2 separate regions of the Homo sapiens genome follow, and region 1 is linked to region 2. The links are chromatin loops, found by intact Hi-C in ENCODE. Cell type or tissue: CD4-positive, alpha-beta T cell. All regions are shown on one strand. Links, peaks and the distances in the headings refer to the core of each region. The heading gives the core; the rest is flanking DNA. Region 1 holds the start of LOC105378430 (a long non-coding RNA gene). Region 2 has its middle 66 kb from the start of PCGF5.

Evidence for each region. Peaks named below come from ENCODE experiments on the same cell type or tissue, not always from the same donor. Only the 100,000 strongest peaks of a DNase experiment are listed, where the experiment ranks them.
Region 1: it touches region 2 in a loop (1.9-fold over the local background); 10 of 110 quality-filtered maps call a loop at or near these places.

Annotation. Positions count from the first base shown.
Region 1 is chr10:91,031,503-91,036,887 of GRCh38, forward strand. LOC105378430 (a long non-coding RNA gene) reads left to right here and starts at 1,664. Exons shown (of 3, transcript NR_134319.1): 1 at 1,664-1,692. In CD4-positive, alpha-beta T cell, for the core only: no CTCF peak of the experiment used is centred there; a DNase peak (open chromatin) is centred at 2,729; H3K27ac peaks cover 1,375 bases.
Region 2 is chr10:91,152,168-91,157,552 of GRCh38, forward strand. It overlaps the pseudogene NUDT9P1 and a transcript of PCGF5 not described here. Among named protein-coding and RNA genes, the nearest start is that of PCGF5, 66 kb to the right of the region's middle. In CD4-positive, alpha-beta T cell, for the core only: no CTCF peak of the experiment used is centred there; no DNase peak of the experiment used is centred there.

The sequences.
Region 1 (5,385 bases), core at 235-5,234, 120 kb before region 2:
AGGAAGAGGATGTCTGCCACAAACCCCTAGCTCAGTCAATGACAACCAAGATGGCCTGGTCCTGAAAATGACTCAAAACTCAGAGCTGAAAATTTTTGGAGGATTCATGGAGTTGATAGCAGCAACCTCAGGCTTGAAGAGCACACGGCCATTCTATGGCTGTGAAAACCACCCATGCTCATTCCTGTGCTCCAGGATCTCCAGACATACCCACTGGCAGTATGCTGCTACTTCTATTCCAGACTCAAAGACCATAGGATGCCATTTCCATATTGTAATCTATGGTTGTGCTTCTCAAACGAATTGCAGACAAATAACCTGGGAGTCTTGTTAAAAATGTAGATTCTGACCCAGTAGGTTTGGGGTTGCCTGAGATTCTGCATTTTTAAAAACAGAGATGGGGTCTTGCTATGTTGCCCAGGCTGGTCTTAAACTCTTGGGTTCCAGGATTTTCCTACCTCAGCCTTTCAAAATGTTGGGATTACAGGCACGAGCCACTGAGCCTGGCCAGATTCTGCATTTCTAACAAGCTCCTGGGTGATATTGATGCTGCTGGTCCAGGGATTATACTCTGAGTTGCAAGAGCCCACGGATACTAGCCTGTAATGGGCTAAATTGCACTGCAAATCTTTAAAAAGTGTCTGTAATACACAACATTTCCAGGATTTATTTGCCCAAGGGACCCATTTTAGTAGAACATTTATTAAAATCTCTATTAGTTAATTAAGATTAAGGTTTAATTTTGAGTAACATAAAATTCAGAATAGCTGACATTTTTTCCTTTATTACACATAAAAGAAATCTAGATAGTCTAGGGTTGGCCATGGCCCCAGACAGCCTCAGGAACCCTGTCTCCTTCTGTTGCATTGTTCTACCCTCCACAGCTTGTAGCTTCCACATCCATGTCCAAGATGGCTGCTCCAGTTTCAGCCACTACAAACGCATAACACCGGCAAGAACAAGGAAGGACAGCAGAAGGACATATGCACTCTCCTTTCCAATGACACTTCCAAGGAGTTGCACATACTACCTATGCTTTCATATCATTGTCCAGAACCTCATCACTTGGCACAGCTGCAAGGAAGACTGGTCAGTGTGGTCGGCATTCTGAGTACCCATATCCACAACCAAAAATCGAGGGCACTAGTACCGAGAAAGGGAGGGGAGTGTATATTTTCCTTACACAGTCTCTTAAAGAACTAGTAAAAATAGGGAAAGAAGTGATGCTCTGGTCTGACCCCTTCATTTTGCACAACTGGTTGGCAAGTGTCCAGCATAAGCATCTGTGTCTCTTGGCTGCTCTTTCACATCTTGCTCAATTACTCCGTGGTTCCTCTTCAGATGATATCCTTCCTATCCATGGTGGCAGAGAGGAGACCCTAGGAAGTCCCTGTCTTGGCTGCTTGAGAGCTGTAGCCCTGTTGGGAGCATGTGATTGATAGACTACTCTGCCTAGCTCCCACTGGGCTCAGAGAATGCATTAGTGTCACAAAAGAGAGGCAAGAGCACGGGAGAATAAAACCATGGTCCATTATTTTGCCATGTGACACATCTGTACAGGCATCAAAACGTCATAATATGTATGCAGTTTTATAGTGAACCCAGTCTTTGTGACAGCATTTCTGCAAGTTTCTCAATTCTGCATCTTTGCTTCACTGTCTTTGAATATCAGTGACCTGCCATGGGAGGAAGGTAGGCTCATTCTCCAACACTGAATCATTGTACAAAGTCTCTTATGACTTAGTACTGAGATTGCTTGCTAAATAAGAAAAGAATAGAAAGGGATCTGGGAAAAGGCAGATTTAACATTTATTGACTGCCCACTATGTGCCAGGTATGAGGCTTGGTGTTCATATACGTGTCTTTTCATGCTAATTACAATTTATGACACAATACAATTTGGTCTGGTAATGACCAAGCTGGGAGTTCAACCAGGTATCTATGCCTCTAAAATCCATCTCTTTTTATCAAAACAGAAAACAGGAGCAGCCTTCTGTGCAGCTCACTCTCTTTGTCTCCCTGATCTAGCCTTCCCCCTACCACATTCTTTCACACATTGACTTTGTGTTCATCTTTTCCCAGTAATTAGTAAATTATAACCCCCACATCTCAAATTCTTGACATTCATTTGCTGTTTCCCAGTAATTCATCCCATTTGGTATTTGCCTTGAAAAAGGATCCAAAGTGCTGGCTAATGCGGCACGCACTCCCTTGCCTGGATGCAGCCCTCCACCTCATTTATCACATTGAGCCGCTGGTCCTGAAGTCTGACAGGCAATTCAGGCTTTCTGAATGCAATTCAGGCATTGATTTTAATCTATAAAGCTTTCGCGTCTGGGTCCTGGCTGCCATGGAAATGAAATAGCTTCTTGGATACTTTTCCCCATGCTGCTGCTAACTATTCTGATATGCAGGGTTTTGAGAGACAGTTCTGTATTTCTGATGTACAAATGTCCAATATGAATAGCCTCGTAACTTTAACCATCATTGTTAAACGGAATGGAAATCTTAAACAAGGACAAATACATGGCACACACTTACACTTACGGCCCTAGGCAATGAATTTATTGATAACAATATCTGGCTAAAAACAAATTTAAAAATACAGACCACAAGGTGGCAAACACATTTGGTTTTCAAACAGGAAATCTCGAAGCCCAGGAGGACACTGGGTACCAGGAAACCAGTGGAGAAGCACGATGTTTAGACTTTGGTGTGTAATCTGATTTTCTCTCACCCACACAGGGGAAGTTGGTGGCAAGGAAATGATTCTAAGATGTATGCTTTGTCAAGGTGGGGGCAGGAAGAATGAAAACTTGGTGCTTACACTAAAAGTATGGTGGCAGGAAATGAGCTATCATTTCAAGTCATGAAAAGACACAGGGAAACTTAAATGCTCATGACTAAGTGAAAGAAGCCAATCCAATAAGGGTCCATACTGCATGATTCCAACTGTAGAATCTTCTGGAAAAGGCAAAACTGTGGAGACAATGAAAACATCAATGGAGGTCAGAGGTCAGAAGAGAGGGTTGAATAGGCAGACCAGAGAGGATTTTAAGAGCAGTGGAAGAAGCTATTCTGTGTAATATTATAATGGAGGATACATGTTATCATATATTTGTCCAAACCGTGGAATGGACAACAGTAAGAATGAACCCAAGTGTAAACTGTGGACTTTGGATGATAACGATGTGCCGATGTAACACATGCACTGCTCTGGTGGGGAGTGCTGGTCATGGGGGAGGTTGTGACTGTGTTGGGGCAGGGAGTATATAGGAAAGAAGTCTCTGTACCTTCCTCTCAATTTTACTGTGAACCTAAAACTGCTCTAAAGAAAAAAAAAAAAAAAAAAAACTGGAAAAAACAAAAGTGCAGTGGCAGGCAGTGTGCCCAGGGAATATGACACCACCTTTGTTCCAGTCGGCCCTAGAGGCTGGGAAATGGGGGAGGATGACGGGAACTGTAAAGGGGATTTAAACTCTTCCACCACAGTTCTGCTTTCATTCACTTCCCCGGAAGGTTCTGGCTGGCTGCCCTTACTGCTCACGTGGCTTTCATTCCAAAACGCAATTCCTCACTTCAGCTTTTTAAATTCTGATGACATTGGCGTTAGCAAAGAATGTGACAAAGCAGTTGATATGTTGACATATATCCCTAAAAGGATAGAGTTTTAATTAAAAAAATTAAGAATGTGTCCAAAAAGACAGAAACTTAAGTAAAAGTAGAAATAGAAAAAGATGACTCTGAGGCATTTTCAAGTAGCAAATGATGGTTGAATCCACTCATGGAGTTTTATTTTGCCATGGAAGAAGGCTGGTAGACCATGACTTATCATATAGAGAGAGCTGGGTGAAACATAGATTTAATTGAGTCCCTGAAACAGAACTTCACATAAAATGTTCAGTGGCACATATAAGTTAGGAGGCGGATGCCAGTCTCTGCTCTTATGAGCAGTGAAGCATAAACTCAACTACAGTTTTTCAGGAGCTTCCCCCTGTCCTTTTCCAATTATCCAGCTCTGTTTAGAAAGTGATAATTCTTCCAACACTAAAAAATACAAGTTTAATATCATAAGTATACTTTTTAGGGTCTGGTTTCAGCAAAGCCCAGCGAGACCGGGAGATGAAGCTGCCATCAGCTGGCGTCAGGTCAATGCACACATAAATTTTTTCCAAACTAAAAACTGTGGTTGTCTGTGTGATATCAAAACAATTGTATGATTAAGTCAGTTCCATCAAGAATCCCTCACAGCAGTTGCTTGGGATGTAAACAGAGACTGACCACATTTTTCCTTTTCAAATGTGAATTGGGTGGCCTTAGATGTGTTATCTAGGAGGGACCAGTAGGCAGGAAAGGTAAGCTACCTTTACATTTTCACAGTTCCAAGCAACAACCAACATCCTTGGCTCTTAGGCGGCTTTGGTGCCTGTTGTCCCTGCCACAGGGCCTCCCTAAGCTCAAGTCCTCCCCATTGTCAGGTCAGCACAGTGGGCACTTGCCCGTGCTCACCAGCACTTTATACGATTGAGTTTGTAACAAGCCCCCTTCAACTCCACCATTGTGGATTGCTCACAAGCATCCTGGGATATACCCAGCGGTGATGAGGCATTGTCCCGGCCCTTCAGGGGCTCCCGGTAATACTGTTCTCTCAGGCCAACTGCCTTATTATCAGGAATGGCAAAACACGGTATATAATATTGGGGCTCCTACCTGTTTCCTCCCAAGGAAAAACTCTGTGCTCCAATTCCCATCCAGATTCTTGGATGTAAAAGACACCAACTGAAGCTCGAAGTGATTTTTCCTTCTCTGAGAACAGCAAGGACTCAGGGAGATGAGGCTCCAGGGCTGTGTCTGTTTTACACGGCCTGTTACATGCATGTCTGACAGATCCAGAGGAGAATGAACCCAAGGTGGATTGATCAGGACCCCACCTCTCTATCCACAATCGATCACCCCAGGAGTAGGTAACAATGTTAGCTATTTGTCTGCAACTAGCAATTGCCTTTTTAAATGGTCAGAAACTTAAACTGGGACATCTGACCTGGGAAAGCCAGGCTCATTAGATTATTTCCACAGAGTTGGAACTAAAAGAAGAGGACCATCTCCCCTCTGGGGGTAGAAGCCACAGGACATAAGACTTTAGCCCTGTGAACAATCCTGTTCCCCGATGGGTTGAATGCTGGTCCTGATTCAAGGTAGTGATGCCTCTGCTCTTCAGAGAGAAGTAGAGATGAGAGACAGAGACAGCCCTGGGGACATTTGATCACTGGGTCAGAGCTGCCCCTTCCCCACTTTGTTGGCAGTTATATGAGGCACCCCCTTATTCCTCCAATAAATTCTCTTTTTGCCTGAGCTAATTAGCATTGGGTTTCTATAACTTGCAGG
Region 2 (5,385 bases), core at 228-5,227:
AATGTTAACTCAAAAGTCAGATTATACATTAGATTATGCCACATTAAAACATCAGGAGAAAGAAGAATTGACAAATGCAAACTGGCTGAAAAGTAGAGGCTATGGTTGTTAAGGAAGATGTCATTGTTTTTCTTACAATTCTCCAAAGAGCAGTAGCTGTGTAAGTTAGTTTAAACCATGTATACAATATATACAGCATATGAGTATATTCTTCTTCTAACAGGAAAGCCAAAAATTCTGTGATCCCATTTCCCCGTATTTGTCTATTATTATTCCTTAATACAAAGCCTTCACACAGCACAGTTTTGGAAGTAATCACCAAAGAGGTGACCCTCCCTGTCCTGTTTAGTGGGAGTTATGTGCTGTTTGCCTCTTATCCACTCTTGATCATTTGAAGGCCTTTGGCTCACATGAGACTCCAAGCTACTATCCCTGGCAATCAGGATACATATCCTCACATCAGTGGGCACCTCGTTTCTCAGCCACAAGTTGAATAAATTGGGAGAGGCTGGCATAAAGCTCAAGTTTATCATTAATGTCCACCCATTTCACTTTCTTGGCATCATCGCCAGCTTCCAGAGGAAGATGGTCCATTATTTCATCACGGTAGTTCACAGCCTCTGTCTCTATCCAGCAGTTATCTGTGTTTCTAGAATCATCCACGTAGCCTTTATAGACCTCAAAATGTTCCTGACTGAGGAGTTTGTGCAATTGTCTCTCCAACTCCTGCATTTCTTTCCTAGATTTCTGTAAAGAGTTCATGGCTTCCTCGCCAAATTCTCTCTTCAATGTAGCACTAATTTTCTCTCCTGGATCCACCATACCCCCTGGGATTGCCTATTCTCCACAGTCCTTCCTTTTGATGGCTACAAATTGCAGGATATTTTTTCCAGAAATAGGGTGGATAATTTCGTTTCCCTTGCTATCCCTTTTCCATCTGGTTAAGATGGAATCTACAGCATGATTGGGGCCCCAACACCCCAAAGGCCCTTGGCCAACCAGTCCTGTCCGAGGTGCAGGATTTCTAAGTCTACCCTTCTCAATCTCATATAAGCCATGCTGGTTCCTTCTCTCCACATGCCCATCCTTTTCGTTAAACTTAGGAGAGAAGTTCCTTTCACCCACTTGAGGGTCTGCCCACACGGGCCCAGGCAAGACAGAGCTGGCAATGTACTCCACGGGCGTTACTCTCGCCACTCGACCAGCCAGCTCATTTTCTCATGGGGAACCAGGCTTCGCTCCACCTTGGAGCCAGGGTACGGAGATGTCCGGGCCTTCTCGTGGGGCTTCTCAGCAGTGCGCTTCGAACCTGACGTGATGAAGTTTAGAGAAAACCTATGTGAGGAAAACAGGCTCCAGCTGGCCAGGATGTTGGGGCAGCTGCCGGGCCTGCCTGTCACAGAGGCCAAGGTCATGAAGGGAGACACGGTCGCCTGTCACAGAGGCCAAGGTCATGAAGGGAGACACGGTCGCTAAAGCCTTGGACAGGCGGCGTCCAGCCATGCAAGCAAGACCCAGCGGCCCGAGGGGATTTCGGTTGCTCTCTGCGTGGGGGCGCAGTCTCCACTGCAGATCAGCACCCGCCCGCGGGGAGGTGGCCACGTTTCTCTCCTGAACACCAGTTGATGGCCCGCCTTCCTAAAAGGCCGTGTGGCGTCTCCAGTGGCTACAACGGGGCGCGCCAATGGCTCGTGCGTGGAGGTAACGGTGCCGCGGGGTTGCCAGGGGCGTACCACGACCGGGCCGCGCACTCTCGCTGCCGCCCTGGCGTTTTGGTTGTAAATTGAGAGATTTTGACCTCTGGAAAAGCTCCCAAATGGAAAGTGCTGGGGTTGAGGACATCTTCCTAACGACAATAAAATTAGCAAAGGAGAACCACCAAAGTGCCATTAGCCCACTAGCCATTTACCAGTAAATTTAGTTCACAAGGTTTAGGATGCTTTCTGTTAGGGAGAGGGCAGAATGAACGTGGGGTTAGGAGTGGACAAAACTCCCTGTTTGGGATGCTCAGAAGCCGAGTGGGGGTGGCCTAAAAAAACAAGGGGGACTCACCTGGTACACTGAGCGTGGTGCTGATGAGAACTCCATGAGAGGGTGTGATGAGCGGAGTATGTGTTCAAAACGTGGGTCTATCATTTACTACCTGAATGGTTTTGGCAAGTTCCTTAATCTCTCTTTTCCTAGGAGTATTTGCTACAGAATGCCAAGTACTGTGCCAAGCACAAAAGAGTGAACTGAAGGCTGGACCACGGGCCCTTTGCTTTTAAAATGATTCTGCTCGGAGAGGCAGCACATTTTTATTAATATATATATATATATACACACACACACATATATACATATACACATATATATACACACATATATATATGTGTGTGTGTATATATATATATATATATATATAGAGAGAGAGAGAGAGAGAGAGAGAGAGAATTAGCACTGAAAGGGCAATGCCAGGTATCAGGTAAAAGTCGAACACAGGTTAAAAACCCAGCTCTAATTCCTCCACATGCCACTTTCTTGGGGGAAGTTACATAAGCTCTCTTCAGGTTCCTCATGTGTAAAATGAAAATATTAATAACTACCTCATAGGGCTGTGGTGACAATTAAGTAGGATGTTATAACACATGTTAGCTCAACGTCTGGTCCACAGCATAAACTCAATAAATATTAGTTGTCATCACTGTAATTATCGTTAACTTTTTTGATTCTGCACCTTGAAAACTGTAGATTAGAACAGGACAGCTGAGATGATTATGGGAACTGAGCAGCTCACATATGAGGTCAGAATTAAACAGCTTATGGTTAGAGAAAATCAGGATGAGAAATAACAGAAATTCAGGCTGAGAAATAACAGCATCTGTCCTGAAATGATAAATAATGAGAAGAGGCACGGTCTTAGACATTACTCAGAAGGAAACAAGCCCTAGGGAAAGGTATCTGATCATTTGAAACAGTCCCATTAGAAAGATGTTCAATGAGTAAATGATTTTATGGTCAAATATGTTTGGGGAATTCTACATATTTTATCACCCTGTCCCCTTAGAAATTCAGGGTTCACATTAGTGTTCTAAAGATCCTGAAAATTTCTATAAACACAAATCAACATTAAATTGTTTAATTTTGTTTCATCTGGTATTTCCATTCTCTGGTTAGAAACATTCTAACCAGAGAATGTTTCTTTTTTGCAATAACTGGTAACATATTAGGAACATACTTCCTCAAGTTTAGAAAGGTTTCAAAATGTATATGTGTGATTGAGGGTAGATCCCTAATCATTTGAAGTTATTACTATCATCATAACTATGGAAGGCAGCTACAGAATACATACCCAATGCCCTCATTAAACTCCAAACAAGATGAGGCAGGTTTCTAGAAGGCTTGAAACACAGAAATAGCTGGGGCTATGGGGAACAAAATGGTAGAAAAGGACTGAGAACAGAGAAATATGAGACATAGTCATCCTTAACCATCATTGTCATCAACATTGTTGAGGGTTGGCTGTGCGCAAAGCACTGTACAAAGTACCACTGGGAAAGAAAGATGATCCTTAAGGGACACAATCCCAGCTCTATAATTCTTGTCTTTCTATGCCTCAATTTTTTAAATCCTGGAATTCTATTCCTGCAGGTCTCCTGAAAATGTATTAAGAAAACCACTGATACAAAAACTTAAAACATTTGGGGAAAATATACTGTGAATTCCTCATTATTTCCAGGTATCCTACTCCAACTCATAAGAAACAAATGGAGCAGATGTCTTTGGTATGGTTCCGGCTTCCTCCCATCATAGGCTTTGTAGCTTGCATCTGACCCTTGGCTTCTTTGGGTCTTGGTTCCTCACTAGAAAAGGAATCTGTTGGCCTCTGTTACCTATAAAATTCCTTCAAGACTTAGCATTTTATGATTCTAGGATCTATGAAAATCTCATTATTAGAAGGGCAAGGTCAATTTTTGCTACGAATCCAAAAGACTAGATGTTCAAATATAAACAGCCAGATGCTCAGGGGGAAAACACACTGTTGAGGAAAGGAAAGGAACAGGGAGGGTATGGTGTGCCACATACAAGGCAGAAATATAATAATTCATGGGTACCTAGAAAGGAACTTCAAAACCAGTAATAAGGCATTTTATTCTATTTTTAGCATCGTCAGCAGGCAGAAGATGGTTAGATAAGACCATTTGATGATTGTGGTGCAAAAGATACCCTAGGGGCAAGAAATAAAATAACTGTAGTAGAAACCAAAAGAATTATTTGCTGGGAAGCCACTGGGGAGATTCCCTTTCTTAAATTGTCTTCTGAGGCAGAAATGTCTGAGGTAGAACAAGCAGAGCTACACACAGAGAATTTTCTGGTTCTATCCACGAGAAAGCCCTAAAGGAACTGTAAGGGGCAATCAGAGAATAAATCTTTGGCCTGTCACTATGAACTATGCCCGAGTCAGAGATTGCCTGTGTCATTCCCATTTTATAATATTAAGGATATTATGAAAGGCAAAGTGGATATGGGGAGGACCAGGGTGATTACAAGGTCCAGGCAGTGCAAGAACCCCTAACCATCCTTCCTACCTCTCTTTGGGAAGTACAAACAAGTGGTACCCACCACATTTAATTATCAAGAATTATCCATCTCTTCCGAAAGTGATGCTAAGGCTCAACTTCAGAAACAAATCTTGAAGGAAAGCAGAAAAATGGTTTTCTCCTCTCTTTAAAGTGGTAATAATGATAATAAATAACAAATTAACTACTATATACTAAGTTATTTCCATGTAACAGAATGGTGTACAGGTTTGTCCAAGTAAGACTGCCCAGTTTTGAATCCTGGTTTAGCCACTTCTTAGCTAGTTGACCTTAAGCAAGTTTTTAAACTTCTCTGGGCCTCAGTTTTCTCATCTAGAAATAATAATGGTATCCATGTTATAGGGTTGATGTGACATAATTCATTTAAATAGCTTAGACTAATGTTTGATCAATAGTAGGACCACAACAAATAGTTATTGCAACTATTACTATTAAGTACTTTACATTTGTTATCCCATTTAATTTTCAAACAACCCTTTGAGTTAGGCACATATACTAACAATATCAACAGTTAACAGACTGAGGACATTGCAATTCATAGAATTAAATGTGCCCAAGATCACATAGCTAGTTATTACTATATATTTCAGAACCAGAAAGGCTTGACAATATAAACTCATATTTTATTGATAGTCTGAATGCATGTTGAATTTGATTTTATATGGCAAAATGGCACCATTTTACTATGCCTATAAAATTTTTGACTGAAGTTGGTTCTTCTGCTGGGTTCACTCTGTAAGAGGAAGAATTTGGAGACAGTGAAACCATTAGCAACCTATTGTAATAACAGTTGTAAAGAGAAAAT